Regions from separate parts of the Mus musculus genome. Here regions 1, 3, 4 and 5 are each linked to region 2. The links are chromatin loops, found by intact Hi-C in ENCODE. Cell type or tissue: left cerebral cortex. All regions are shown on one strand. Links, peaks and the distances in the headings refer to the core of each region. The heading gives the core; the rest is flanking DNA. Region 1 overlaps Rtn1 (reticulon 1). Region 2 overlaps Rtn1 (reticulon 1). Region 3 overlaps Rtn1 (reticulon 1). Region 4 overlaps Rtn1 (reticulon 1). Region 5 overlaps Rtn1 (reticulon 1).

What was found. Hi-C counts contacts between places; a loop is a spot of excess contacts. Peaks named below come from ENCODE experiments on the same cell type or tissue, not always from the same donor. Only the 100,000 strongest peaks of a DNase experiment are listed, where the experiment ranks them.
Region 1: it touches region 2 in a loop (2.5-fold over the local background); 2 of 42 quality-filtered maps call a loop at or near these places.
Region 3: it touches region 2 in a loop (2.0-fold over the local background); 2 of 42 quality-filtered maps call a loop at or near these places.
Region 4: a loop joins it to region 2, with 2.9 times the contacts of the local background. A loop is called at or near these places in 9 of 42 quality-filtered maps.
Region 5: a loop joins it to region 2, with 2.4 times the contacts of the local background. A loop is called at or near these places in 7 of 42 quality-filtered maps.

Annotation. Positions count from the first base shown.
Region 1 is chr12:72,351,871-72,357,825 of GRCm38, reverse strand. All of the region lies in intron 1 of Rtn1 (reticulon 1), which reads left to right. Among named protein-coding and RNA genes, the nearest start is that of Rtn1, 54 kb to the left of the region's middle. In left cerebral cortex, for the core only: a CTCF peak has its summit at 3,494; DNase peaks (open chromatin) are centred at 3,399 and 4,114; H3K27ac peaks cover 324 bases.
Region 2 is chr12:72,402,748-72,408,702 of GRCm38, reverse strand. It overlaps Rtn1 (reticulon 1), which reads left to right. Exons shown (of 9, transcript NM_153457.7): 1 at 1-392. The coding sequence starts at 152. Among named protein-coding and RNA genes, the nearest start is that of Rtn1, 3.3 kb to the left of the region's middle. In left cerebral cortex, for the core only: no CTCF peak of the experiment used is centred there; DNase peaks (open chromatin) are centred at 767, 1,402 and 3,172; H3K4me3 peaks cover 1,753 bases; H3K27ac peaks cover 920 bases.
Region 3 is chr12:72,302,069-72,308,023 of GRCm38, reverse strand. Rtn1 (reticulon 1) reads left to right here. Exons shown (of 9, transcript NM_153457.7): 3 at 3,606-4,367. Among named protein-coding and RNA genes, the nearest start is that of Gm52013, 45 kb to the right of the region's middle. In left cerebral cortex, for the core only: no CTCF peak of the experiment used is centred there; DNase peaks (open chromatin) are centred at 2,800 and 3,491.
Region 4 is chr12:72,282,868-72,288,822 of GRCm38, reverse strand. The region is part of intron 3 of Rtn1 (reticulon 1); the gene reads left to right. It overlaps Gm52013 (a long non-coding RNA gene), which reads right to left. Exons shown (of 3, transcript XR_003950281.1): 3 at 5,398-5,955. Among named protein-coding and RNA genes, the nearest start is that of Gm52013, 26 kb to the right of the region's middle. In left cerebral cortex, for the core only: a CTCF peak has its summit at 3,272; DNase peaks (open chromatin) are centred at 1,705, 3,216 and 4,086; H3K4me3 peaks cover 922 bases; H3K27ac peaks cover 1,561 bases.
Region 5 is chr12:72,231,412-72,237,366 of GRCm38, reverse strand. All of the region lies in intron 3 of Rtn1 (reticulon 1), which reads left to right. Among named protein-coding and RNA genes, the nearest start is that of Gm52013, 26 kb to the left of the region's middle. In left cerebral cortex, for the core only: no CTCF peak of the experiment used is centred there; DNase peaks (open chromatin) are centred at 478, 1,571, 2,214 and 3,060; H3K4me3 peaks cover 4,785 bases; H3K27ac peaks cover 4,122 bases.

The sequences.
Region 1 (5,955 bases), core at 695-5,694, 51 kb after region 2:
GACATCCAGAGAGCTGGAGACAATAGCAGCTCTGGGAACTCTGGTTACAGGTGTCCTAGCCCCAGCTGTGTTTAGTCACCGAGAGAAGGAGACATCCTGTCTTCATGATTTCATTTAGATAGCTAGCTATTTCCTGCTGGGCCAGTGCATTTCTCTGAGAGTAAATGACATGTTTTGTTCGTTGCTTAGACTGAGGACACGGGAGATTGTTGCATGGCCGCTCTTTGTCGAGCAGTGGAAGCTGAGGAGAGCTAAATGTCACCTGAAAATTACCTAGCATTTCTCCTTCACGTGTGAATGAGTTCTTTGATAACTAGCTATTGGTTACCTTTTAGACAGGCCAAAAGTGCTACCTGGCTCTGGCTTAGCAAGATTATCACATAATTTTGGTTGGAGAGAAACAATGACTCGATAATATAATCAGATCTTCTGCCTGTTCTATTGAGTCTGATTCTGCTTTGGTTTTAAGCACGTACCAGGAAGTCAAGGCCAGGAAGCTTTCCCCAGTAGTAGAGTTCTTGGCTGACACAGACGACTTCTCTTTTACTGTAGCCACTTGGATGTTCGAACTGGCAACCAAAAAAGTCTTTAAAAATGACATCTATGAGTATTAAATGTACCACTAACAACTCAGTGCTAGTTAGTATCAAATTTAATACAGGCAGCAAGTGTGGATGGAGTGTGCTAATAGCCAAACTTGGCTGAAAGTTTTCCATCAATTACTGAAACAGATACCAACCAAGATATACTCACAGCTAAGACTGAGAAAACAGATTCAGAGAAAACCAAATCACCTCTAAACAGAACCAAAGTCGCATTCCACTGTGCTGAAGCAGAATGGGGCACCACAGAAGTAAAATCGGGATGACCACGTCCGCCTAGGTTCTCAGCCATGCTGCTGGGCCGGCTGTGTCCCCACCCTCCAAACAGCATCGTCCTAGGCCCTACCGCTGGAAAGGCTGTAGTTCTGTTTATAAAAATGTTATTCATTCACAGTTTTTAGAAGCTTCATTTTGACGAATAAGTAACTGGAATTCAAGAGGAAAATAAGTTCACTTTATGCAGTAACCATAACAGTTGCTTCAACAAATTCAAGCTGTCCACAGTGTGTCCAGACATCAGTCCTCAGCCCACAGTTCTGGGAACATGGGAGCCTGAGAACACAGAAGCTGTTGGATGCTCCCATATAGTGCTGCTCAAGAAGGAGTGTGTGTTCATAGGTCTGGAGAGTTTGATAAGTCCTGTCTGACCACAAATGCATTTGGTTTGGGGATACTTTTGTTCCTACATTCCCCCACGAATTACTGTTTTCTCCTAGAACAACATGAGACTGAAAACCCTGGAACTTTCTCTAATATCACACAGTCTACCCTATAATATTGGATCTCGTCAGATACGACATGCCGTAAATTGTTTGAGATTATATTTCCAGGGAGGTGGGACAGTTGGAAAAGTGTTTGCCATCCAAGTATAAGGACTCAGGCTTGGCTCTCCAGCGCCTCAGCATGTCACAGAAGAGTCCCAGGAGCTAGCTCACTGACCAGCTAACCTTGGTGACCTGTTAAGCTCAAGGTTCAGGGAGAGACCCTGTCTCAAAAAGGAAGACAGGCCATGACTTGAGAAAACATCTGACATTAGCCTCTGGCCTCCACACCGATGTGCAAGCTGCTGTGGCAACACACCCCTCCCTCAGTGTGCACACACGAAGTGCTCTACCCATGAATATACACTCCCCCTGTCCTGCTATGTCTGCTGTGCTCTTTGAAGGTAGGAGACCAGTCCTTGCTCCTGTTTTAGATCATTACCCTTTAAAACAGTGGTTCTCAGCTTTCCTGATGCTGCGACCTTTAAAACAGTTCCTCCTATTGTGGTGACCTTCAACCATAACATTATTTTTGTTGCTACCTCATAACTGTAATTTCGCTATTGTTATGAATTGTAATGTAAATGTCTTTGTTTTCCAGTGGCCTTAGGTGGCCCTATTAAAGGGTTGTTTGACCCCCAAAGGGGTGGAGACTTACAAGTTGCAGACAGCTGCTTTAAAATGACTCTCAAGATTTTTATGTTTGCCCTCATTTTGGCCCTCTCTAGGGATCTTTCTTGTGTACATCTGAATCTGTATTGCAAATTTTCATACTTAGCTCTCTCCTAGAGAACTCTGGGTAACTTTGATTACTTATCTGCTACAACTGAGTTCTTACGGGTGTGGGTTGCCACGGGAAGTGTCAGGGTGGTGGGGGTCAGGGTGTTTTGCCTCCATTTGTCCTGGGTTTAGAAGTTTGTACGCTTTTCCTTCATTTTGTACTGAAAGGTGCCTGTCCTGTGTCTACTGTGGTGGGCAGTCACCATGCTTCTCAGCTTTGCTCTTATAATCCAGCAGCTCATCACCTCTTCTCAAGACGGTGGCCATACTTCCATCCAGTTCTCAGCCGCGTGACTGTGGCATGGCTGAGATGGCTGAGGGGGGTCTTTTGTTTGCTTGTCTTTATTGACTTTGAAAGTTTTCCAGCTATTATTTTTCCAAATGTCTTTCCTCTTTAATGATGTTCTTTATTCTCCTTCTGAGATTCTGCTCACTCATATGTCAACTTTTTGTTTTGTTTTGTTTTTTAACATTGTCTCACGGATCCTGGATGTCCTTTCTGGTTGTTCCACCACTGTTAGTAACTGTGTGTCATCCTGGGTAATTTCTGCTTCCCCATCTTCCAGTTCATGTCTGTTTCCTTCCTCAGTTGTGTCTAGTTAGCTGGTGAACTTGATGAAGGTTTGTAAGAACACTTTAAAAGAATATTTGTTTTTAACTATGTATATACCATTACGGATTTGTTTGGTTTGAGGATTCCCAGAGAGGGTCTGTCTCATCCTCTGGACCTGGAGTTACAGGAGGTTGTAAGCTGCCAACTATGGGGTACTAGGAATTCAGGTTCTCTGCAAGAGCAATGCCTGCTCCTAGCTGCTGAGCCACCTTGTCAACCTTTTAAGCATCTTTGATTTCTATCACTTACATTTTAAGTACTGTTAACATTTCCCAACTCTCCGCCCAAATTTCCCCTGTTCAGTCTTTCCTACTCAATCTTCTGTTACATGAATTGCGGCAAAGTTCTCTTATTCTGACATTTGTGTTGCTACCGAGTCTGTTCTATTCGGTGCCTTACTCATGTTTTATTTTCAACTACTTAAAATGGTGTGTTTTTTTCCCTTTTCTTTAAGTTTTGAATAAATGCCAAGCATCATATAAAGAAGAAATACAGATAAAGAAGCAACTAGGGAGTACTGCCCAGAAATGAGTGTTTCTTCCATGTGAAGGGCTGAGTCAGTCCTGGTGCTTGGACTAAGCTTGGGTTCTGTTTCCATAGTTACCATCCCTGACTCCCAGGCTTCTGTGGGTTGCTGTTGTCCCCTGTGTCCCATGGTCATCTACTGACACAAGGTTCCAGCAGGTTCTGCATGCCTGTCCCACATTCCCTCAACTCTCCCCTACTGGCAGAATTCCTTTTGCTTTTTACTTGGTACCAACTTGTTGGGGGTGGATGGAAGGTTCTTCCGTTCCAACTTTAGCTTTAGTCAAGATCTCTAAGCTGGAATCTAAAGGAAACTCTTTCTTAATGTCCCTGCCCCTCTATGTTTGGCTACCAAATTCTGCCTTGTAGAGTTTGGCAGGCTCGGCAAAGCTAAGGACACTCTCCTAGAAGCCCTCAGCAGTGCCCTAGAGAGCAGATCTGTTTGGATGCAGAATGCTGGTCCTGAAAGACCTTTCTCTCCCTCTGTGAGTACAAGAACCTAATTTCTGTATTTCTCACAGACAAGATAGTTTTCCCCCTTGAATCCTGACAGTGGGGAAGGTGTCTTGTCATGTCCCTCGGCACTTTAAGGGACCCCACACACACACACACACACACCCCAGGAGAGAAGAAATGGGGCTGTATTTCACATAGGCCCTCCCAACCCACCACTCAGGAGCTCATCACTGGGCCACCAAAAGGCTTCTTCTACTCTTCTGTCCCTTCATGGAGAAGAGTGAGAACTCTCTATGTGCCTGGGCTCCAGCTCTGAAAGGATGTGTCAGCTTGTATTCAAACTTGTTAGCCCTCCAGATGACTTATCCTTTTTCTGTGGTGGCTGTCTCTTCCTCCCATGCTCTGTCACAGATGAACAGGCTCATACATCCCACTCTCTCTTTGAGGGCTTTGGCTTTGAAATTCATTTTCCTTGGTTGCTTTATAATCCGAACTATCTCTTGGTTTTGAGAACATTTATGATTTTGCAGATGACCTAGATCTGTCTTTGACTCTTAAACATGAACCATGTTTTCCTGATGCTTTCTATGCCTTAAGAATTCTTCCCCGAGGGGTTATTATGTATGAGTGAACTTTGCCGAGTATGGCTGATTTCAGAAAACATGTTTCAATTCAGGATAACTACATCATTCTTAGCTTCATTTTAAAATTCATTTTGAAAAAGTTTCATATTCTTTTTTTTTTCCATCTAAAACCATGGAAAGATTTTTTTCTTCTATTAAGAAAACTCACATGATTAGGGCCATTTGTAAATACAGTCAAGGCATAATTCACTTGATTACAGTAGAGAGAAATTTATACATTTTTTTAGGCAATCAGATATCCAATTGCTTAACAAATCTGAGAACTGTAAATGATCTCAGCAGATATCTACCATTGAGGGTGTCAGAATGCTTCACCATTGATGGTTCAATACTTATCTGACTTTTCAAGTCCTCAGTGTTTAAAAGGTTTTGTCCGTGAATTTATTAACTCCATCACTGCAGTAGATAGGAAAGTGTCATTCCCCCACCCCCTGCCCCCGAAGAAATCTAAACCCTAATCTGTGAAACCTGCTTGATGTGTCAAACAAAGACTTTGTAGTTCCTATTCAAGACACTAAAGAGTGGAAATATCCCGGGAGGGCCCAACATAATCACAGGGACTCTTGAGAGAGGAAGGGAGGAGAACCAGTGAGTGACAGCAAGAGATGTGAGGATGGAAGCAGAGGCCCTAGTTAGAAAGACCAGTGTTAGCTATGCAGGCAGTGCATGGCCAGCAGGCAGGAGTGGGCAACCAGCTTCAGAACGCAGCAAAGAGAAAACCAAGTCTGGGCCAGCACCGCTAGGAAGACCCCATTCCTGCCCACAGCTTGATTTTAGGGCTTCTGAGCTCCATAATTAAGCTTTTGTCATTTAAGCCACTATATTTTTGCAGTTTGTTACAATGGCAATATGAAATTCATATAAAATTTGAGGAGACAAACCCCCAGTTTGCCTACTTAGCATAAGAAAGGGTGTCCCCCAGTGACTGTAGCCATTGAGAAAGACTCATTCCTGTGAGCCTTAGCTGGTGATCCTGGCTTTGGCTCCGTAATGACTGGAGCTGCTTTGTGGGTTTTGTGCTGAGGTTGTTCTTTTAAAATCAGCATTGTAGACATTCTAACGGGTCATGATTCTTGGCCTCTTGTGCTGGGCAAATAGATATAACACCCCTTCTTCCAGAGGTATGTTATATTGCATTGTTTTATCATAAATAATACAATAATACTCAATCTTTATGAGAGGAACATATTCCACATTTTTTATTAGATATTTCTTTATTTACATTTCAAATGTTATCCCCTTTCCTGGTTTCCCCTCCGAAAACCCCCTTTCCCCTCATCACTCCCCATGCTTACCAACACACCCACTCCTTCTTCCTGGCCCTGGCATTCTCCTACACTGGGGCATAGAATCTTCACAGCACCAAAGGCCTCCCCTCCCATTGATGACCGACTAGGCCATCTTCTGTTACATATGCAGCTAGAGCCATGGGTCTCACCATGTATTTTCTTTGGTTGGTGGTTTAGTCCCAGAGAGCTCTGGGGGTACTCGTTAGTTTATATTGTTGTTCCTTCTATGGGGCTGCAAACCCCTTCAGCTCCTTGGGTACTTTCTCTAGCTCCTTCATTGGGGAC
Region 2 (5,955 bases), core at 563-5,562:
GCAGCAAAAGCAGCGACGGTGGCGCGGAGACTCTGCAGCCTTCTGGAGTCCGGAGTCCCGGTAGGGACAGCAGCAGGGAGCGTCCGCGTCCCTAGCCAGCGCACCCCGGCCTTGCCAAGCCACAGTAGCCCAGCCTGGGGCACAGCCAGCCATGGCCGCACCGCCGGATCTGCAAGATGAGCCGCTGTCTCTGGGTAGCCCCGGGTCCCAGTGGTTCGGGGGCCGGGGGGATGGGGAAGACGAAGCGACGGCGGTGATGGGGGCCAGGCCAGCGCAGCAGGATGGGGAGCCCGCCTGGGGGTCGGGCGCTGGAGCTGGGGTAACGTCGTCGCGGGAACTGTGCTCCGGCCCCGCCCGGTCGCCTCCCGTCGCCATGGAAACTGCATCCACAGGTAAGCCGGCCCGCACCGCGACCCCGCAAATGGAGGCCGGGACCGTGTTTCTTGTGGGTCCCCTAGTCCACAGCTTTTCTCTGCGTCTTCCTGGCCTGTCTACCTGGAGGTAGGGGTTCGCTCCTGGCGACTGTAAATATTAGCGGACTGGTGGAAAACAGCAGGGTGCTGCCAGCGGCTAGGAGGAAGAAGGCTGTTGGTCCAGTAATTTCATTTTTACTCTTTTTTCAGCCTTAGACATTGTCCTCGTTGGCAAGCCTGGCTTCTGTTGCGCCCCGGAACAAGTTTTCTCTTCTTGTCAGGGGTCTCAGGGCAGCAGGGCGGGGAGTGACAGGTTGTGATGTTTTTCTGGGGCGTGTTTGCGCTCAGCGAGCTCCACAGCAGAGATAGACGACTGCCTATCAGCGGGCGGGCCCACCGCCTCAGGACCCTCCCGCTGGGTTTAGGGCACCGGAGTACCGCAGAGACTTTATTTTCCCTTTCTCTTCCCTCAAGGAATCACCACACCCTACTCCTTTCCAGTTTTCCTCCAGCTCAGCTCTTTCTCCCGCGCAGAAAACAAACCCCCATGAGTCCCAAGCTGAATTCCGGAGGGACAGCATTGTTGGGAAGGTTGGAAGTTGTAGCCTTCTTTCTTTATTTCCTAGCCGCTCTTTTCTGAATCTATCAGAGTATTGAAACTTGAACCCCCTAAAATGTGAAGGTCTTAGCAGCTGCAGATTGGAATGCTGGGACTGTGGCCAGTGGTCCAGCCTCAGTTTACCCAGCAGTCTGAACTCATCTTTGCGTTTTGAAAAATTGTCAGTGATTGGGCCTCTCTTTCCCCCTGACTTGCCCTTCGCTCCAAATCCTTGCCTGGTGGAATCAACCCTAGGGCCATGGCTTGTCCTGACTGTTGGAAGCTAGAGACAGGCGCCGCGGGGGAGGGGCGGCTACCTGGTTATCGCTGTTTTCAGAAGGAATACTGTAGGGGGTGGTGTGTTGTGCTGTTGTCTGAGAGAGAGGCTCTGCTGTGCTGGAGTGGGAGTTGTGTAGTTTGGGTAATGTAGTGTGAGGCCTGGGGAGTGGGTGTTCCTGGAGGAGGCGACGAGGGTGGGACTGGCGTATGTGTTCCTGGCAGCTGATTTAGGGAAACCCCTTTCTTAAGCCACCCCCTCTCGAGGGTTATATGGAGTGCCTCGGGTTGTCTAAACTCTGCTCTAGAACAAACATGATTTAAGCCAGGAAAGGAGATTTGGAGAATGTGTTGAATAATGGGAAGAGAAAGTGGGGACCAAGAAATAAAAAGAGAAGCAAGTGAAAGAAGGAAGGGCAGGGCAGGAGGGGGAGGGGAAAGAAGAGGTTGGGGCATGGAGGGGGAGGGAGGAAGGGAAAAACTAAATGTGAAAAGAGCCAAAGATTGACAGCCCTATTTGTCATATATTGTTATGGGTTATAGGATTTAAACCGAATAATAGATTCCTGGTCGCTCTTAGAACTTCTTGAGTCCAAATGAAAAGAAATGAAAACAACTGCAAGAGCAAACAGCAAATGATAACCTAAAGCTTATGCAATATAATGTTTTGATAGTGTATATTATGGAATAATTAAATCAAGCTGTGATCATTTCTTTTTAATGGTGAAAACATTTACAAATCTACTCTACCAGTTAGACAGATGCAATGTCCTGGTACTAGACGAAATAGCATCTTCCACATTTAGCATCTTAATTATGAAGATATCTTGTATTGTCAAACAATTTAGGGGTTTCCTTTCCCAAGCATTAAATTAATTAATAAAACCAAACAAGGTTCTAAGTTTGGGTGGGTACGTATTTGTATGGAAATGCTTTCGTTGATTATTATCCAGGAAGGCATTTCTCATATGGTTGTCTGGCTTGTATTTTAAATGTCCAAAGTCTGTACTTTATAGACAAGATAGGCTGGTGTATAAGATATGGGTGTTGGAAATGGCAGCCAAGTAAATAGACATTTATTGAAAAATTCCAATAAAAGCAGAACCAACCTCCTTATATGCTATTTTGCAGGGTTTTTTTTTTTTTTTTTTTTTTTCAGTGTAAGAAAAAAAAAATAGTGTACTGGTCACAAAACGTGGGGGATGACCGTGGAGCACCTTGCTTGACTTTGCAGTTTTATATTTTGCTTTATAAATAGAAACCAGTTTTCCTGATGTTCTTGAGGCTTTGAAGCCTGAGCTTAAGGCATCCCAGAGTCTGTTTGCAGTGGCTCTGCCTCCGGGCCTCCAGGCGTTTCTCACTGTGTCCTCCAAGCAGAAGAAGGCTACTTTGTTATTACTATTATTATTATTGTTTATCTTTTGAAAGAATACTTTAGGCCTCAATTTCAATGGAGACAAAACTTAAGACTTTAAGCAGGAAGGGGGATAAACAGGAGGCTTCATTTTCACATACAGACAGATATGGGTGTTTTAAAACTTTTTTTTTTCCTGAAAATGAACCATTGATCATGCCATCTGGCCAGAAATTCTGTTATTTATTTTTATACACTGATGGTAATTAAAGTCCCCCAAGAAATAGTTTCAAAAAATATTCTCAGTCAACTCCCAGAATATGTATGTACGTATATATGTATGTATGTATGCATGTTTGTGTGTGGGGGTGTACCATTCAAACAAGCTATAAGGACCTGTTACACTGAATGGATTTTCAGCTATCCTCACTGCTTCTGACACTTGTGTAGGATGGAAAATTCCCAACAATAACAAAAAAATAACAGTTTCTTCTTGCACTATAATCTTTCACATCTAAAATTGCTAGTGGGCATGTGCAACGATAGCTTTGGCCAAGGAACATTCAGAGTACCATGTGGAAGCCACAGAGTGAGAGTGTCAGAGCTGCTAACTGAGGAGGCATTGCCAGCTTCTCATAGTTCTATACAAAGGACGCTAAGAGCAACTGTTCTCTCTCTCTCTCTCTCTCTCTCTCTCTCTCTCTCTCTCTCTCTCTCTCTCTCTCTCTCCCTCTCTCTCTCTCTCTCTCTCCCTCCCTCCCGCCCCCACCCCCATGGTCAGTTATTTTATTCCTGGGAACTAGTCAAAAGGAGCACACAAAAACAAAAGGAGAGAAGAATGGCCTTTTGTTTACAGAAAGAATTTTTTAAAAAAAGAACCTCTGAACAAATTGAAATGGTAAGAGGTTAACTCATCGCCTGCTTTGGGAATTCACTTGTTGGCGGCATGGCAGCCATGTGGAAGACAGAATAGGAACCGGCCAGGAGAACCAGGTCAGAATGGACTGCCTCAGCTGCACCTTTCTCTGGATCAATTTGACATAATTTTGTAAATAATTGCAAAAAGAAAAGGAAAAGTTCTTTGATATACATTCCTGGGACTATGAAGTTGATAATTACATTTTTAAAAAGCCAAATGTAATACTTCCGTTTCCATCTATCCTGATTTAAATTCCATGGAGGATATTATATATACCCCATCTAGGAAACTACACTGCTCTTCCAGTTGTTGTTTTTGGAAACTGAGTAGACTGTATTTACTGTTGTATGTGTTTGATAGGTGTGAGTGTGTTTGTGTGTGTGTGTATGTGTGTGTTTGTGTGTGTGTGTGTGTATGTTAATGCTTCCTGGCACTACCCTTCAAAAGGCATAAGTTCTAATCTTCTCTCTTTCATATTTTGAGAAAGTCACAGTGATAGTGAAGCAAAAAGTGGCACTACTCCTTGCTTCTGCAGTCTGTAGAAAGAGTAAAATAGTCTGGAAACATAATGCAATGTATTTCTTTAGATACAGCCTCTGGATACAGTCTAGCCCAGTGGTTCTTAGCCTTCCTAGTGCTGCAGCCCTTTAATACAGTTCCTCATGTTGTGATAACCCCCAACCACAGGATTATTTTTGTTGCGATTTCATAACTGATATTTTGCTACTGTTATGAATCGTGATGTAAATATCTGATATGCAGGATATTTACATCACGATATGTGGCCTCTGTGAAAGGGTTGTTCGACCTTCTAAGGGGTCATGACCCACAGGTTGAAAACTGCTGATCTAACAGTTAAATATGGTATACACCTCTGAATACAAAGGGTCGGTTACATTAACACATAGCTACACTTTAAAAACACATTGAAAATGGATATGAAGAGGACTTTCTGGATGTTTTTGAAGTCACCAGTCTGGAAACTCACTTTGCTGTTCCCCGCCCCTCCATCTCCCCACCCCCCGACCCCCAATAGTCCTGTTTCTGTTCTTTTTCTAGGTTGCATATGAACTTCTAGTACTGGGGTTTTGGAGGCAAGGTATTGATTGCCCATTTTACTGTCCATCCTAGGTAGCACGGACTATTAAATTTTTTATCCGTAAACAAAGAAACTGCTCAGTGCACCCTGGTGTACAGTTACCACATGCCCCTGCTGGTCACAGGGCAAGGACTCCTAGAAAACATGCCCTGTTGTCTCACATGCATGTTCAGTTTAGGCAAACTCTCCCTTTGTGTCAGTTCTCATTTTTCTCATTCTCAGATCTTTCCTGGGAGCTTGACTGGGAGGCCACCGCCATTATCCCGAGTCACAGGAGCGAGGGCATGAGCTAGCTCTCTGACATCAGCACAAGACACATAAACATAAGTGCAGCTTGCTCTGCATATAAAGCTATGGGAAATAAATCCATTTCGCTTTCACTCTCTTTGTCTTGTTCTGCCCTTCTTCAAAGAAATAATGCTGTTAAGTTGTACTCCAGGATCTTCAATTTCATTTATTATGGTTTGGTTTACATATGTTTATTATTTTTGAGATTATAATTGTGACAGTTCTTCCTTCCCTTTCCTCCCTCCAAACCTTCTCATATATTTCTCTTTACTCCTTCAAAGTCATGGCCTCCTTTCCACTAATTGTTATTTCATGCATATGCACACATGCACATATATATTTCAAATCCCTCTCTCTTTCTCTCTCTCTCTCTATATATGTGTATGGAATATGTGTATATAATTGAAATATAGATCCCAATATCTCTCTCCGTCTCTGTCCATCTCTCTCTCTTTATATATATATATATATCTTGCTCATTCCATATAATGCCACTTGCTTGTATGCTACATGATTTCAGGGTTGACCATTTGGGACTGGACAAGCAGTTGCTGTGATCTTCGCTGGAGAATAAGATCTCTCCTGTCTCCAGCTTTCCTCAGTTGCCTACAGTTTTGCTTACAGTTGAGGCCACGTGGGCTTTTCTCCATTCAGGCATGTTCACTGGTTCATCACTGTTCCACCCACATTTGGGCAGCCATGTTGATGAGAACTATGGGTGTAAATTGTCATATTACTAGGAGACATGGTCTTGCAGAAATCTCCCTGATCCTCTGGCTCTTACAATCTTTCTACTTCTTCTGCAATGTTCCCTGAGACTTAAGTGTGGGAGTGTTTTGGGAATGTATCCATTGGGGCTGGGGTCTCCAGAAGTATACAATTTGATGGGCTGTGGTTTTCTGTAGTGGTCTCTGTTTGTTGCAAAGAGAAGTTTCCTTGATGAGGGGTGAAGACTATACTTATCTGTGGGTATAAGGACACATGTTTGTAGGTTGTTGTTAGGGAATA
Region 3 (5,955 bases), core at 588-5,587, 100 kb after region 2:
TAGCTTTTGGTTACATCCAAGACATAAGTAGCACTATTGTACCCTTGAGGGCATTTTGCTGTGCTGGTCATTGTTGTAGTTTGTAGCCTTAAAGCTATGGAGAATTATTGATCGCTTTTGTCCCTTGTCGGGTTGCATAATGCCTTTGGGTACTATGAGGCAGCTCCTGGGTCACTTCCAATTCCTCTAGTTCCTGGTCAGAAGTATGTGCTATCTCCAGCAATAGCCCTTACATTCTGGGAGGCAACTGAGGGCAATGGTCTGTATTTTTACTTGCTAAATCTACCAGCCAATCTGGAAGAACAATCCTAGTTGTTAGAGTCGCACGCCAAGTTACAGAAGGCAGGTGTCGGAGCTCCACCTAGACCTTCTCCTACTGACTTAGGATTTCTGGAGGCAACCTTGAGCTTTACAGCTCAGATGTGAACTGTGGTGAAAGAGGGCTGGGGAGATGGCTCAGTGAGGACCAAAGTTCTGAGCCCTCCCATCCACATAAATGCTGGCTGAGAGGGCATGTCAGCCCTGTAACACTGTAGTCACAGTGCTTGAGGGACAGGGACAGGAATTATCAGAATACTCTAGCTATACTACCTGAGTCAGCAAACTCTGGGTTCCAGTGAGAAGCTGCCCTGCATCATCATGCAGCGATTGATGCCCAACAGCAGCATTACCTTCCTGTTCTCCCATTCTCTGAAACCATCAATCCACATTCTTTATGCATTTGCTTATTCTAAACTTTTATATAAATGTAATATTATAATAATGCAGCTCACCATGACGTATTTCACTTAGCACAGTAACTTGAGGTATGCTTTCTCATGCCTCTATATTTCACTGTCTCCTTCCTTTTTATGGCCAAAGAATATTCCACTATAAGGCCATATCACACTTAATTTATCCACTTATTAGTTAAGGGGTACTGGGGTTGTTCCCACCTCTTATTTAGGTCACCGTTTCATCTAAAGTAAGGTTTTCATGTAGCATGAAGGAGGGTTCTGGCTTCATCCTTTTGCATATGATTACCCAATCACTTTTCCTCTCTTCATTTACAAATGATAACCGGTCCCATCTTAGACCTGGGCTTCCTTAAAACAGGGAAAGCATGGGGCACATGAAACAGCGAAGGCATTTGAAACAGAAAGTCACACATTTAGATTCACGGCAAGTCATTTCTGCCAGGACACCAGCAATCCACTCAGAGGCTGCAACTGAAGAGACTGAGACCGTGTTGTGTAAGGGAACCAGTAGACAACAGCAAGACCTTCGTGTAGGGAGACATTACTCTCCCTAGACCAAGCAGAGTAGGAGGAGGTGATTCAGAAACCTGTGAAGAGGTAGAACTTTAAAAGACACAGGGAGTTATGAACAATACCGCAGCATCTCCCTCCTTCAGCCTTTCCTATTGACTGAACCAGGGTGGAAAGGATCCTGGACAATATACAGAATACATAGAAAATGGTAGGACTGGAAGAAAGTTGCCAGGGGGTGGGGCGGGAGAAGCACTAGTGGACCGATATTACATGGTTGCTCAAGCCATTGCAACAGGTTGTAAGTGCGATACGTAAAGTGCCTGTCACCCAGCGGATGCTCGCATGCGGAGCTGCGCTGGTGCCAGCACTGTCCTCTGAAGAATCCATTCTTCAGAATGGTGCCATAGATCATGCCCCCCATTGGCACCCTTGGCCCTCCCCTCCCTCCTTCTCATCCTTAGCCCACCACGTGAAAGTAACTTCGTGTAACCTTTACACTACCACTTTGTCTGGAATCAGAGCAAGGACTTAAGCACATGGCTTACTGAAGAGAGTGACGAAAGCAGTTTGAGGTGGTACAGTAACAATCGTCAAAAAGTTTGAGAGAATGAAGCAGCTGTTTTGCGTTTTAAGTTATATTTTTAAGATTGTAATAGTTATATTTCTCCTGTCCCTTTCATCCCTCCAAAGTCTCCCCAGTGCCCTGTCCTGCTCCACTTCAAGGTCATGACCTTCCCCACTTAATTCCTAATGCTGCATACATATCTATAAGTATAAACTCCTCAGTCCACATAATGTTACTTGTGTTCAGGAGAAACAGTTGTTTTAAGACACTTCAAACATTTCTCTACTCCAGTGATCACTCTCTCTACAGATAAACTTCTCTTGAGCTCTGACACACCCACACTGCCTCCACTTCTTCTACCATACTCCGTGTTTATAAGTCCTTCCAGACATCATGGCCTCTTTTGGGTATTGATAGATCATTGTGACTCCGGTCTCCAGGCTTTTGCACTGCTTGGCACACTTTTCCTTTGGAAACAAAGGGTTAAATCTAGGTCCGCCTCTTACAGAAGTCTCATCTGATCTGTTTAAAGCAGAAGCCTCTTCCCACCCTGTCCAGAGCAGCTGATTCCCCTAGCCTACTCTGCTTCTCCCTCCTGGCACTCGCTAGGACACCCCAGGCACTTGCTATACATACTGCTGTGTGATGTGACCCCTTGCCATTCGAACTTTTGACCCTGCTTATGATGTGTAGGGTAAAGTTGGTCCTGCTTTGTAGAGAATTTTAAAACTCTAAAATACGTTATCTGGTCCTCTCAGAACCCTAGAGCCACAGATGATGCAGCCATGAACAATATAATAAGATGATCTTGCCTCCCTAGAACCCCATAGTGATCCTAATATTCTGTAGGAAACTTTGGATGCTCAGTTCTTGCCACGTAAGGTCCAGAGATGGACGTCTAAGGTACCGGGAAGAAAGGCCCTGCCTGCTCTATAGCAAAACAGTACCAAACTCCTGAACACTGTTGCCATGGTGATTTCAACAGCCAAGCTCAGCAGGGTTGCCAGTGTGGCCTCCAGGCCATCTGGAGGAACATCAGGCAGAAGGCAGACACTTGCCCTGGGGACGGGGTGACTCTGAGTTGATGTCTTCTCAAGATGGGGTCAACAAAGTACAGCAGTGGGCTGCTATAGCTGCAGTCCCATGAGGTGGCACGGCTGATAATCCTCTTGGGGGTGGGGGTGGGGGTGGGGAGGGAAGCAGAAATGGCAAAACCTTTGAATTTTAGGCTTTAAAAATAAAAACATTCTCATGAGAAATGTAAAGCTCAGAAGTCTAGCCAAAGTCCATCTCCTCTTATTGACAGAGACAGAATGGGCTGCCCTGGGCATGGGGTAAGGATAACTTTCAGATTTCTTGATGTTGGTGGACTCAATTAGGGATATGTGTCCATTTGATTATCTGATGAAATCTGTGTAGCTGAGAAACTCCCTCGAGGGAATGAATCAGAAATTAAAATGACTTCTAGAATCTTTGGTGCACCAAAACAGACAGGACAGCCAAGATTCTGTTGCTAAGAAATGACAGGGTCATTTTTAAAAACAGCTAGATTAAGATGGATAGGTATGTAAATTAATTGGGCCACAACAGTAATTAGCCTTAGTTTAGGTGGCTTGTCTTTCCAGCAAAGCCCTGGAAACAGACTATTTCTGTACTAATGAGATGTGTGTTTCTCAAGCAACGACAAAACATCTCCCCTAATGGAATTTTGTTTTATTTCTTTTCTCTGTGTCCATCTGTCTGTCCGTGTGTGTGCCTCTCTGGCTCTCTTTCGCTCTGTGGGAGGACAGAACCATCTGCTGCAGAGTCCCAGGGGAAAGGCAGCGTCTCCGAGGATGAGTTGATTGCTGCCATTAAAGAAGCAAAGGGGTTATCATATGAAACCACCGAGAGTCCAAGGCCAGTGGGCCAGGTGGCCGACAAACCCAAAACCAAGACCAGGTCTGGGCTGCCCACCATCCCCAGTCCCCTCGACCAGGAGGCCAGCAGTGCCGAGTCCGGAGACTCAGAAATTGAGCTGGTGTCAGAGGACCCCATGGCCTCTGAGGATGCCCTGCCCTCTGGCTATGTGAGCTTCGGTCATGTGTCGGGCCCGCCCCCCTCTCCTGCCTCTCCATCCATCCAGTACAGCATCCTGCGGGAGGAGCGTGAGGCCGAGCTGGACAGCGAGCTCATCATCGAGTCCTGTGATGCCTCCTCAGCCTCGGAGGAGAGCCCCAAGCGCGAGCAGGACTCGCCCCCGATGAAACCGGGTGCCCTGGACGCCATCCGCGAGGAGACAGGCTCTCGGGCCACCGAAGAACGAGCGCCCAGCCACCAAGGCCCTGTGGAGCCCGACCCGATGCTCAGCTTTGCCCCCGCTGCCGCCCTCCAATCCCGCCCAGAGCCATCGTCTGGAGATGGAGCCTCGGTCCCGGAGCCGCCCAGATCACAGCAGCAGAAGCCTGAAGAGGAAGCTGTGAGTTCCAGTCAAAGTCCCACGGCCACCGAAATTCCTGGACCACTTGGTTCTGGCCTCATGCCCCCTCTGCCTTTCTTCAACAAGCAAAAAGGTAAAGGGGACAGCTTTTCTGGTTCAAGTAGGGTCGTCCTGCCAGAGTCCTTCCTGGGTGCCCTGAGGTATGCCCCAGGAAGCTGAACAGTCACCATGATTGTGTCTGGGGCCAGTGGCCCATTGCCACTGCGGTCTGTTTTCCTGTGAGTTAAGCATCTTTTCTCTTTCCATGCCTTAATCACAAAGGGTTCTGTGTGCTCCCCAGGACTGTAGTCGGTGACCCCATCCTTCCTTCCACTCCAGGGCTGGCTACCTCTGTGGACAAGTGAAGCTTTGCTTGGAACTGTCCAGACTTGTTGCCAGTGTCTTCCTACTTAAAGACGGGGGATGGCTAAGTCCCTTCATGCCTAAACCCGCTTTTAGCTCAGTTTTGCCTAAATGGGCCGTGTGTAGACCAGCCGCATCCTTTCTCATACCCAAGGAAAGAGAGTTTTGGTTTTTGAGTTCTAGATAATCGGAAAAGACAGCCACCAAAACTGCTCGCACCGTTTCTTCTGTCCCCCAGTGGCACCTAATATGATTCAGTAGTTTTTAAAGTTGCTTATAATTTAGAATTATTTTACTTTAGTCATTAGCTTCTCCCTCAAAGAAAGTCTTCAAATGAAAGAACTCAGTATTTTGTCATCTAGAATCCGTGGGTATAAAGGAGATTTTTTTCCCCAGTATCTCAAGTTGCCCAACACACCTGGTTGCAGATTCTTCATGGATTTCAGAGGGAAAAGAACCAGATGGCCAGATGAGGCAGGCGCTACTTACTCTCAGAGCGCGCCTTCGCTCCAGGGCCCCTGCTCTCCATCTTCTCCACTTTCTGTTTCTTTCTTTCTTCTTCTTCTTCTTCTTTTTTTTTTTTTTTTTTTTGGTTTTTCGAGACAGGGTTTCTCTGTGTGTAGCCCTGGCTGTCCTGGCACTCACTTTGTAGACCAAGCTGGCCTCGAACTCAGAAATCCGCCTGCCTCTGCCTCCCGAGTGCTGGGATTAAAGGCGTGCGCCACCACGCCCGGCTCACTTTCTGTTTCTTGACAAGTATTTTGCCCTCTTGAGATAATTGATTTCAAAGGTATACCCTCTTGGGTATAGCTTTTGCTAACCTTTAGTGCCTCGTATAAAAATAGAGAACAAACTCTTTCTTATTGGAAAGCCAACACACGGCACATTAAAATGATCACTAAAATGGGAGGATCTAGAGCAGTATATTACAAGATATCCTCATTACATGCTTGTGGAGGCCAAGATAACTTTTTTCCCCCAGTTTTGTGGAGCAACCCAATATCCTCAGCCTGTTGCCTCTTGATTATCCAAATAACTAGCTCCAGGATTTAAAGTGCATTATTTGCATGGGATGGGAGGGTATTTGAAGTCAAATTTAAGAGTAAGAATGCATATTTGCTTGGCAACCTTTGAAACTAATTTAGATTATTTTTCGACCACTCTGACTGGGATGGGGAAGAGCCCCATGGCATGCAGGAGCTGCGCCGACATGAACAGCTTTAGCCTCCTGAGCCTGAAATGGTTGAGCTACAGTCCTGCTGCCATGTAACATATGACAGGCAGGCCCGTTTCCTTCCCAAATCGGAGAGACAAGCTCC
Region 4 (5,955 bases), core at 430-5,429, 120 kb after region 2:
TGAGCTTCCTCAGCACTTACCACCTAACGGCCTGCTCAACTGCTTTTATCTCTAAACCCTTGAGATCAGCCTTCTGTTCACTGGGGTATCCCTGTTGTCTGTCATGAAGCCTCCTAGTCAGTGGCTTCTCAATGAACATTTGATGAGCAGATGAATCCCAGATGATGACTCCAGACAGGAGGTGCAGTTGCTGGTGTGGACTTTCACTGAATGCCAGTGTGCTTTGTAGTTTATGCTCTTCCCACAAAGCCCATTTAAATGTTATTATACCTAGTGAAAGGTTAAAGAATAATGGAGCAATTAAAAAGAGAGCTCTGTGTGGAGATCACCTGCTGTTACTGGTGAAGGACTTTGCCTCTTGGCTGTACTCCCCTGGGGTGATCAGCTCTGGAAAGGGCAATGGAGTTGGCAGGGAAAGATGCTTTTAGAGGTTCCGTGGAGGTGGTCAGTAATAGATTGGAGTTGATAAGCCAAGGTGGCATCGCTGTGGGCCAACGTTTAACTGTTTGTTTGCTGAACTGAACCTGGAGAACATTTGTGTACAGGCCAATCTACTAAAGTTTTATAACCTCCATACAATGGAAAACTTTCTGAATAATTTTTTTTTGGTACTCTGAATACAGAAGAACCTTACTAAAAACCAAGTTTGTTATTGAGGTGATTATAGAGATTTGACAAATGATATAGATGTTCTAGAGTAAGACAGATTTGGGTGTGAATCCCCATCTATCACTTACTGGCCCAAAACTTCCAAAGCCTTATCTATGATAAAGATAAAGATATTTTGTCCTCTCTGCAATTGTAATGAGATTATGAACTGAGTGATGCTTTTGAAGTAGTCAGGCTGATAGAACTGGAACATCACAAATTGCAGCAATTACACTCCCATTTTTTAATTGGGCTGTGTTTTCTGTACTACCTCAAATGCTACATGCTCAGGTTGCAGGTTGTTTAAGGACCCAGGAGAATGTGAGACTGCAAGGGGGCTGTCCTTGGTGGATGAGCCTTCTGGCCAGGTGTTCCTGAGGCTGGCTTGATGCTCTGCCTATGTAATTCTGCCTTGGTAGCCACGCCCCACACCTGCCAGTCAGCAGCCTGCCCTTTGATAACCTCATCATTCATATTCCCTCAAACAATGAGAGGTATGAATTAGCCACTTTGTCAGGATCTGGTGAAGCCCACCTGGCACAGCTGCCTTCTTGGGCTTAACCTTTAGCCTGAGCCCTAATCTCTGTTTTTATCAGCTGTAGCCAGACAGCTAAAAGGCAGTAGAAACTTTAGAGACAGGACTTTAATGACTTGTTTGAATCCAGTGTGACATATACCAGGTTGCTGCCCTCCGCACATCACCCTCAGATCAGGCAGCTTCCCACATAAAGGTTTGTCTGCATTGTTTTTCAGGACTGCTACCTTCTGGTAAACGGGTATTTCCGAGACATTTGAATAACAGTGAGGCAGGATTTAATGTTTTCACAATAACAAATATGGGGTGACTCCTTTAGACTAGATAAGCAACGGTTTGAGAGTTTGTCACATAAAATGTTACTCCATTCATAAAAAAATGTCTGCATAAAAACCCCTTTCAGTTATCTTAAATGGAAAACAAGCTTGCCTATGCACTCTTTGGATGGTGCAATGTAGCAAATAGGAAATAGGCTTCACATAGAACTTCTTGTCTCAGCGGTGGGAAGGAGGCGTGCTACTGGAAGGACTTGACTGTTTGCTGTTTCTTCTTTACCCACGTCACACCTTTTTAAAGCCCATGGGCAGGATTTGAGACGCATTGACAAGGAACTTCTGCCCATTAACAATATATATTTTGGTAGCAGGTAAAGACTGACTCTTCAAATACCTGACTCTAACTAATGATTTGGAATGAGTCTCCATAATCTATACATTGAGATATTTAAAAATGATCTCTAAGCAAAATTTCAACTCACAGATTAGAATAACAGGATGAGTTTTCATTTATAACTTGGCAGAATTTAGCACTAGGATCCTGTCATGTTGGTTGTATTGGTTTTGGGGGAAGTATTTTAAAAATAAAGTTGCTATCATGGAAATGTTTCAATGTGCATATCCAAAACCAGAAACATTTTTCTTGCATAACCTCAGAACTATTGATACTTTAAATAAATATGTCATATTTCTCTAATACTCTTCCAATTCCCCCCTTTCAGTTGATCTATTTTAATTAGCATGTGAGCAAAGGTGTCTTAAATGATGACAGAAATCAGGGCAACGCTCTGTGTGCTAGTTGGTTATTAGGTAGGGCTCCTTTGTCTATGACAAACATTTTTTACCAGGAAAGTTTTTACACATAGAGAATCATTATGAGATTCTTCACTGTTCACATGGTTGTATGACTCTCTTATTAGCTCTGCTCTTGACTTTTTGGTGACCAAGATTTCATAGTCTTTATACTTCTGATTTAATGAGAAAATCAGAGACTATTCCGTGACTCCTCTTCTCTGGGAGGAAGCCTTGAAGAACCCAGGCAAAGTGGATGGCCAATATGCTGTGACATTGCGCTGCTTATAAATCTCGAGAGTATCTTCTCCTCTGACTGGATAGCCACTGCACTTTGTAAGTGTTATTGAGTCTGACTTTCAGCTGACAAGACTTTCTGGGGCATCCCCCAGAGAGCCGGATGCTGCAGGGTTACCAGCAGAGTCACCACCGTGGGTTAGTGAGAAACTAACAAACACCCGATCTAAAACTGGAGCGTTTGGAACAGTGTGTTTACACCTTACGCAATGCCGGTTGTATTTCAACATTTTCCAAAAATATCACACAAAGGTATTTAGAAAGAAGAAAAACAAATCTGGTTTGTAAAGTGTTTGTCTGAGGACTGCCACTGTTGCCATGGGATTCACAGAAGCAGATTTTCACGGCTTCATCAGACCGAGCCTGTTTTTTGAACAGGTTCCGGGGAGAGTGGGCTCCTGCTGCCCTGTTCTGGGTGTTTTCGTTAGACTTAACTCAGCCTTAGGAATATCAACATTTCCTTTGTACAAAAAGTACATTGGGTGATAATGCCTAGGTTTGCTTTTAGCAGACAGCTTTAGCGATACCAGATTTATTTTCCTATCTGCTGCTTGTTTCTAAATAGACATCATGTAACCAGCTTCACACGGCTCGTCTTGGAGCATAGGCAAATGTTAGCTTAATATTTGAGTGCCATCTGCTGTAAGTTCCATGGCATTCAAGCCCATCTGGCTTCCGTGCGGCAAGTCCCCTTTCTTTTTAACATCTCAGTAGAACGCAGCCCAAGCCTCGCACACTGATGGGGCCGACTCTTCCACTGATCACCGCATGGGGCTGCTGTCCAAGGATCATGTTCTCTTGGCTCTCCATGCACCTTTCCCGGAGACTTGTGCTTCAGCTTCGGGAAGCACGTGCAAGCGTGTGATGTAACTAAGCAGTCAGTGTGTTCCTAAGTCCCTTTGCTTTATCTGAAATAGCAGTCTGACTCTCAGTGGGTGAACATTTGCCACCTCAGTAAAGTTACTGAATAAACGATTATTAAGAACAGAGTATATGCTGGGCTTTTTAGAAGACATTGGAATGGAGGGAGTGGAGAACAGGAAGACTGTCTGCTGCCCTGACATCCCATCCATGAAGGAGATTAATGTATCCACACAAATGAACCCAGATAACTCAGAGCAAGGTGGTGATAGGCAGTGTGAAGTTAAGTCCAGTCCAGAGGTATAGGCAGTCTGGTTCATTTCTCTTGACCTACTTTTACTAGCTTTGAAGTCAAGTTGATCTGAACACTGAACATCATGAGAAGACTAATATTTCTATCAGTAGTTGTGGTAGGAGGTTCTAGAGTCAAGCAATCAGAATTGTAAGCAGGTCATGTAGGCTCATCTTTATTTACGTTATTAGACGTGTCTATACCCACACTCTCATGGATTCCTGAATCAAGTACATAGGAATTCCTGGGTAGGAGCTGAGGAGCCTAAGGTGACTAAGACCCAGTCCTTGAAACCAGACATTGGTAGAGACATGCAGCTAAAAATGATGTCACAAAACATTCCAGGCACACTGAAGGCCACACTTACCCCGGCCTCTCTGTGTTGCTGACTTACACTGCAACAGCTGAGCCGTATCTGTATTCATATCTTTCTGTACTTATTTATCCACAGCTTCCAAAATCTGGGGGCCGGGGGATTATTAGTGGAATATTGATCCCGTTCTTCTTCCCGTTCCCCTTTACTTCAAAGGAAGAGATTAGGTTGTCCAAAAGTAATAACAGTATTTGTTTGGTTTACTGGGGGTGGGGTGGCAAATACAGAAATAATTGTTGCTTCAATTGCCCGAGTACCAGTTTCAGATGCTGAAATGATGACACACTACTGCGGGGGGTGGGGTGCAAATGTGTTTTCTACCTGGCTTCTCCCTGTTATGTGGTACATTTGGAGTTACTGCATAGCTTGAGAAACTCAACAGACCTTTGTATAACTGAAATTAAACATTTAACCTCCATAGAGGCCATCAGGGATCAGGTACAAAGTGGGGCAGAGAGGAGGGATGGAGGAAGCTGCACATTCGTATTGGATTGTTCATACTCCCCAGCCTGAAGCCAGGAGCCTGCAGTAACCTGTGTGAAAGCAAAAGTAAAATTGAGTTTGGGGACTAGGGAAAAGCATTGCATGTCCTCTTATTGTATGCTCTTAGGAGTGTTTTTTTAACACAGTAACTCCAGATACCAAGGAGATTTAGGCCACTCCTATTCTTTTGACTACAGAGAGTGTTTTCTTTCAGTCTTATATTACTCAATAGAACCAGAAAACTATTTGTTTGGCCAATAAAAGCTGCACAAACTTCATCTCACTGAACATTCATAATAAGGGCCTGGTTTTCTGATTAGCCATTTCTTTCTACCCCCAGCCCAGTGTGCATGGTTGGCATCAAATACTGTGCTTTTTTGGAGGCACAACTTTCCAGAGAGGCAGACTCTCCTACCGACCATGGTGTTGCTGGTCCCCAACTACAAGGCCAGCATGATGTCTCTCTGGCTGCCCCACTGGCGTGCCCTTGAGTCCTCTTGCCTCTCTGTGGCTGGCAGTTAGATTGTACCGCCAACATCCATCACATCTCTACTGTCTGCACAGGCAACACTGAATTAAAACTAAGAAGCCAGCTTTCCGTCCACTGCATAACCAGTCTGTGAGGTGGGGATGTGTGCTGGTGTTCAGGATCTAGTAACTCAGGGCTTCTAAAGCCTCAAGAGCACAGGCCTTTTGGTGTTGGCAAGTTTCAAACTCTGAGCATTTCTGTTTCCCCTTCCCCTGGTGATGGACCCTGTATACTCATTCATTTCATCCTCCCAAAGACAGAAAGAGCAATCTGCCCACATCAAAATCATTAAACATCGCATGGCATTTGCAGTTTTTTTTTTCAATCTTTCAGTAGATCTTTGAATCTGACAGAGGTCTGGCTGTTCTTGGGGGCAGTGATTCTAAAGTGAAGATTCATGTTCAGAGGTTCTTATCATAGCGTAGTCCCTTTCTCATGGTGTGCCTTTAGGCACCAAAACGCCATCCTGAGTTGACATACTTCAGTTAGCAAGAACAGTTAGCCAGAAGCATAGCCACAGAAGCTGAAGAGCAGGGTCAGTCCACCTAGAGACTTCCCCGGACCTACGGGCTCTGATGGAGTAGGTCTGCACGCTTGTTTTTGGCAGGTGGTACTGTCTACACGTTGAGTTTTATGGTCTGAATGGTACGCCCATCATGACGTCAGTTGTGCTAAGGTCTGGGGCTCTATTACACTTTTGTAAAATTCAGTCGTGCTCTTGTCCCAGCAGACGTGTTGACGTGAATCCTCCGGCTGCTGACAATTACTTCTGGATCTCCACGGTCCATGTGAAAACACACCTTTTCAAAGAGGGAGGTTTTGTTTTTGTCCTGAGAACAATCTTGGAGAGCATTGAACCCACTCAGGTCG
Region 5 (5,955 bases), core at 322-5,321, 170 kb after region 2:
GTCCCATCTTCTAATATTTATTCATTCATCCTACAAACAGTAGAGAATTGTAGTCCTTTGGGATTACAGTAAGATTCCACCCAGTGACTGTAGTTTGGACAATGGCAGGATGGTAGCCACAATCTTCTTCACAAGGTTTTAGATAACTGTGGAATATTCCAAACTAGAAAAAGGATTTGCCACTCCTTTGGAGACTCAGGCAGCAATCTGTGACCAACATTTTTAGAATTGGGGACAGCAGAGGCGAGCTAACAGTGAGGACTAGTGGGCATTATGCAGTAAGCTTGGCATCTGTACCGTCACACGTCCTGGACAACAGGTTTCATGTTTCTAAGAAATTTCTAGAATATGCACCATGCTGGTTAGGAATAGCCCTGGTCTCCTTAGCTGCCATCTCCACGCGGGCGTTCCTTTCCTTCCTCTCTTCTCCCGTTCTTCCGCCCCCATCCCCATACCTAGCCTGTGCGCGCGCCTCGTCGCCTGCTCTACCATCCCAGGGACAGCTCTCCCAAGGCTGCCCAGCCCGCGCCCGCCGCGGTCGCATAGAGCAGCCGCAGCAGCATCCACGCGCGCGCGCCGGCGGCTCCGGGACCGCGCTGATTCGCTGTCGCGCTCTGCGGCGCTCGTGCCCGCCCGCCCCTTGCGCGCGCGCCCGGGGCCGCTTCAGTCTGCAGCCGCGAGGCCACCAGAGCCCACCGCCGCCGCAGCCGGGCAGCGACGCGGAGTGCAAGCTCAGCGCCTGGAGGAGAGCCACGGCGAGCCCGCCAAGCCCGCACCATGCAGGCCACTGCCGATTCCACCAAGATGGACTGTGTGTGGAGCAACTGGAAAAGTCAGGGTATTCTCTTTATTTCGGTAGTGCATGCCTGCGGCGCACGCGGAACCGCGATCTGGACACGGCCATTGTGCATCATTTCACCTGTGGGACCATGCATGCTTTACTTAAACCCAGGAGCTTTCTGCGGGGGGGAGTAAACCTGTTCTTGCAAAATCGACACGAATGATATTTGCCCCCTCCCCTCCCTCCGCCCTGCCTTTATCCCCTCCCAATTCACCCCTTTGTTTTCTTGTGTATTGTGGTATTGTAAATAATGCATCATTTGCCTCCTCCGGGAGTTTTTCTGGCCTGATCATTCAGGACTTGTTTAATCTCTCAGCTGAGGAGCTAAAGTGCTTCCTTATTTTTTTTTCTGCATCCCAGTGCATTTATTTCTGCCCAAAGGTTGAGATCAGAGCCATTAACTGAGAGGGCATCCTTAGGAGAGAGGGACACACCCATTTCAGGCTTGTTATTTGTGATTACACAAAGGAAACTGGAAATGCAGACCAGCTCTCTAAATCCTGAGACTATGATGGCGTAGCCACTTATTAGGGTGGTTCGCTTTGAAATAGTCTTGTTATTGTGACTGTCATTGGAATAATCTAGATCATTTATTTATTAACAATGGCTTTCAGTGAAATAAATGGAGGGGAGAAACAAAGCCGTGGCGGCTGCCCTCGGGTCTAACAGATCTGTTTAGAAACGGTCCATATTAGCACTGGGTGTGGCCGCCCTCCAGCCTCGCTTGCTTTTCAGCCATTTTTATTCAGCCTCATATCCCACACATCCGGCTCTCCTTTGTTACATTAAGGTTTTATCCCTCACCTTGCTCACCTTGCATGAGGAGGAGGAGGAAGGGAGAATTTGCAAGAATGAATTGTATGAGGTAAAGTCCGGGGTTGGGCAGATCCAATGTCTTGATATTTAACAAATACGGTTCTGAAGAAGGCACATTGATGGAACCTGCAGGGGTTTGCAGCATCCTTGGGGACCAAGAGCACTACGTGGTGACTCTTTTTATCTTTTTCTTTTTTTCTTAGTTTCTCTCTTCTTCATCGTCATCATCTTCTAGCCAGAAAAAAAAAATGTTCTTTTCATCTTTAATGATTGTGAAGGACTTTTATTTTATTTTATTTTCTTAAGAAAAGATAAAAACAGAAATCTCAGAATTAAAAGCACGCTTGGCTTTGGCCCTTGTTTGTTGAACTGGATGTCAATGGCATAAAATACAGTAGTCTACTTTAAATCATGTGGGCCTATTAGAAACATGACTGTCAAAAGTAAATAGGTAGGCCATCAATTTAAATGCCAATAAATAAGAAATACGCAGCCACGGAGTGTAATTTCGGGAAACGATGACAGCTACATGGAATGGCACAGGCTGCACAGACGCGGGTGGCTGTAAAGTGCTTTGTATCTCCTCCTTCTGGGTGCGTGTGCCTAGACCCATCAGTTGGATGCACACACTCTACAACTGTGCCTTCATAAGAATGCCACGTTCAGATGGCTATGAAGACTGGTGATCGGGGTTTGTTTCTGAGTGTCTTCTATTTTGAACAGACACAGACTTGGAAAGATAGCAGCTTGTGTGTTTTATTTGTAGCATCACAGTGCTAAGGGTTTGGCATTGGCTTACTTTAAATTTTGAAATGAATTTTTTTAATAATCAGGAATTAGCATAAAACGCAATCACTTACCCTCTGAAGGCAATTGTGTTCCTTTCCAACCATGTAGCTACCTGTGGAGATTGATTCAGAGTTACCAAAGGGTCTTATTCCCAGTGACCTTTGATTGTCATTAGATTCATTGATTTCCTTTCCTCAAATAGAACAATGCCATTTACTTGAAAATTGGCCACTAGCTAACTAGAGAGTTCAGTGACACCAGATAGCCGTGGTGGCGAGAATGAATTACTCCTTTGTTGTCCTCCCCTGTGGGAACTTCCATCATAGACTAAAACTACAGTAGATTCTAAACACATCACCTTCACTCCAGTTCCCTATGTTTAAAGCAAATTGTTCTAATCCCCAGCTATACCTGAGAGTCACTTAGAATGCTTTAAGAAACACAAAGGATGCTGGGCCCCACCCCTAGAGCTTGTGATCTTGGATGAGTTTAATACGTATCTGGGGTTGAAGCCACTGGTGTCTATGAATTCTTAGTGTGCCCAACTTTTAGGCCAGCAAAACTCGGTGTACGGATGGCATAGGTGTGACCTAGGAGGCCAGTATGGGTAGAAGTCAGTAGACACTGCTGAAGATGCCCTCTGGAAGTGTACAGAAGCTTTGCCTGGGTAGGAAACACATGGATTTGAGGCTGCCTCTCTATCATTGCAGTTTTCATCTATAAATTACATCACTGAATTACTTCACTGAAATGTATTATAAAACTAGAGTGCATGGGTTTAGGGTGTATGTGTCTGTCTGTCTGTGTGTGCGCACGACATATATGATTGCAGTGAAAGACAGCAATGCGTGGCAGCTCACACCTATAATACCCGCAGTCAAGAGATAGAAGCATGAAGATAGTCCAAAGCTCACCTTGGACTGTAGAGCAGCACGGCATCACAAACAACAACAACACAAAACCAACGGTAACAGAAAGAGGCTAAGTCAGACATTGCCATACACACCTGTCATCCCAGCATTAGGTTATAGAACAGGGGTTCAAGGAAGCCAGGCTCACACAGAGAGGACAAGGCTAGCCCACGAGACCCTATCTCAAAACAAACAAACAGACAAACAAACAAACAACTCTAAAATTTACAGGATTTAGGTCCCCTGTCCTAACGGAGATAATCTTATAGTTTACAACGGTCTTAATATTTATGAGGCCCTTTTACTAATTTGGTCCGATCGTCTCAAACCCTGGGTGTGAGGGCTTGTTTTCACATTTCATCTCGGGGGTGATAGATGAGGCTTCTGTCAGGTGCACAGCTGGTGACAGCCGGAGCCCTGCTTCCTACTGTTCCGCCATCTGCCTCTGAGGTAGGCCGTGCTTTCCTCTGTGATTTATCGAAAGACAAGTTGTCTGAATGATGGTGAATAGCCCTCATATTCACAAGTTTCCATTTTGCCAAGTATCCTCTCAAATTTCCATTCAACTCCTGGATGGTGGGAGACTCTAAGAAGGTAAATCAAACATGCCCAGGATCTGTGAGAAGCGGTAAATTCATTAGTTAAAGGGGGCTCTCGGACCGGCATCCCCTCACCTCCCTCATGAATGCTGAGTGACAGGAGGTGAGATCCCACCCACCTCTCTGAGATATGTTCACATAGGCCCTTCTTCACAGACAGAACGACATCCAGCAGCCATGCAAGGCCCACACCCCACTTATATCATTGTCCCCATCCCCACCATCACAGACTGGCCGTCCTAAAGTCTTCTCAATATTAGCCACTTGTCAGTGACTGTGCTGCTGGTTCCTAAGCCTTCGTGACATTCCTCTCACTGTATTGGGCAGGGAATTCCAGGCTTAAGACTGAGAGGACCGGTAATTTGCCTTATATTAATATTTAACCACACAACTTAAATCCAAATGGTCCCGTGCCACAGAGATGAAGATTCATGAGCAACCCCCACCCGTGGGAATCTGTCTATACTCTGAAGACCCCTGCCCACCTCCCCTTTCTACCATGTTCAAAAAACTGTAATGGGCAGCATCTGTAGTGCTGTGGTGTCTTGGCGATCTGTTATGTGCTTAGGTGCTAAAGCTCAACTCCTTTGTGTGTGTTGTCTCCGCCAGCACGCAACCTTTCAATGATGTTATCTAGCTATCTTTCAAAATGGCGTATACTCTGTGGTGGCCTACAGTGCTCTATGGAAATGCTTTAGGATTGTCTAATCTAAATGTTACTAGCTGAAACATTTACTAAAGACCCAAGCATCCCATGATACTGGTAAATACACATATTTTAGCCACAGAGACTGAAAGAAGTAGTCAATTTCAGCATCTGAAGGCTGGAGAGATGGCCCAGTCGATAAGATACTTGTTGCAGAAGCATGAAATTAGCAAGAAAGATCTCCAGAATCTATGTTAAGAAGCTCCGTGTCAGCTTGTAACCCTAGCATTGGGGAGGTAAAGACAGTGGGTCCCCAGAGATTCCTGGCCAGCCAGACTAACCTACTCAGTGAACCTCAGTTCCCAGTGAAAAACCTTGTCTCAAAAAATGAGATGGATGGCTCCTAGGGCACGAGGCCAGAGACTGTTCTCCAGCCCCCACACCAGTACACACATGCATGCTCACCTGTGCACACATATAAATAGGAGACAGTCTCACCTTTTATTAAAGACAGCTTTTTATTTAGACTCATCATTAGAATATGCCAAATATTACAGCATAGCATTATACAACAAACTCCTCCCTGGTGCAGATTCTAATGAGATCCCATGGGAACCTGCTCGGTTGGGGCACTGGGACTTTCCCAAGTGACAGAAGACTCTAGGTACACAGAATATCTTAAATGTGTATTGTTCAGGCAGTGGGATCCACTGAAAACAGGGTGTTCTCTTTTTATAGCATCTTCATTGCTGTCGAGAGGACCTTTGGAAGGGCAGAGTTTAAGATGGAAATGTTTTTTTTTTTCTGCTTCTCTGACAGAGATTCGGGTACACTATGCATTTTTTTATTTTTGTCAAAAGATTTCAATAAAAGCCACAAATCACCCCAGTTTCTACCACCCAGAGTTAATCAATGTGGATACTGGCTATATATTGTCTAATATATTTGTCTATCTGCCTCTGCAAATACTTGCAGGTATGTACATCATAAAAATGAAGCTAAAGTCTAGGCATGCAGGGGAAAGGGGGCTTTTTATAAATTGAAATATGGAGGTCTCAAAAATATTTTCCTTCCGCCCCACCCCTGAGATAGGGTTTCTCTGTGTAGCCCTGGCTGTCCTGGAACTTGCTTTTCAGACCAAGATGGCCTCCAACTCACGTAAATTGACCTGTCCTTAGTGCTGGGATCAAAGGTGTGTGCTGCCACGCCCAGCTCAAGAGCAATTTAAAATGATTTGACATGAGAAACTAACATGGGGCTAAAAGAATTATGAACTTTAGATCTCTTTACAGCATGAGCTATTCCTAAAATTATAAATAATATTATGATAAATATTAAAAACTTAGAATCTTT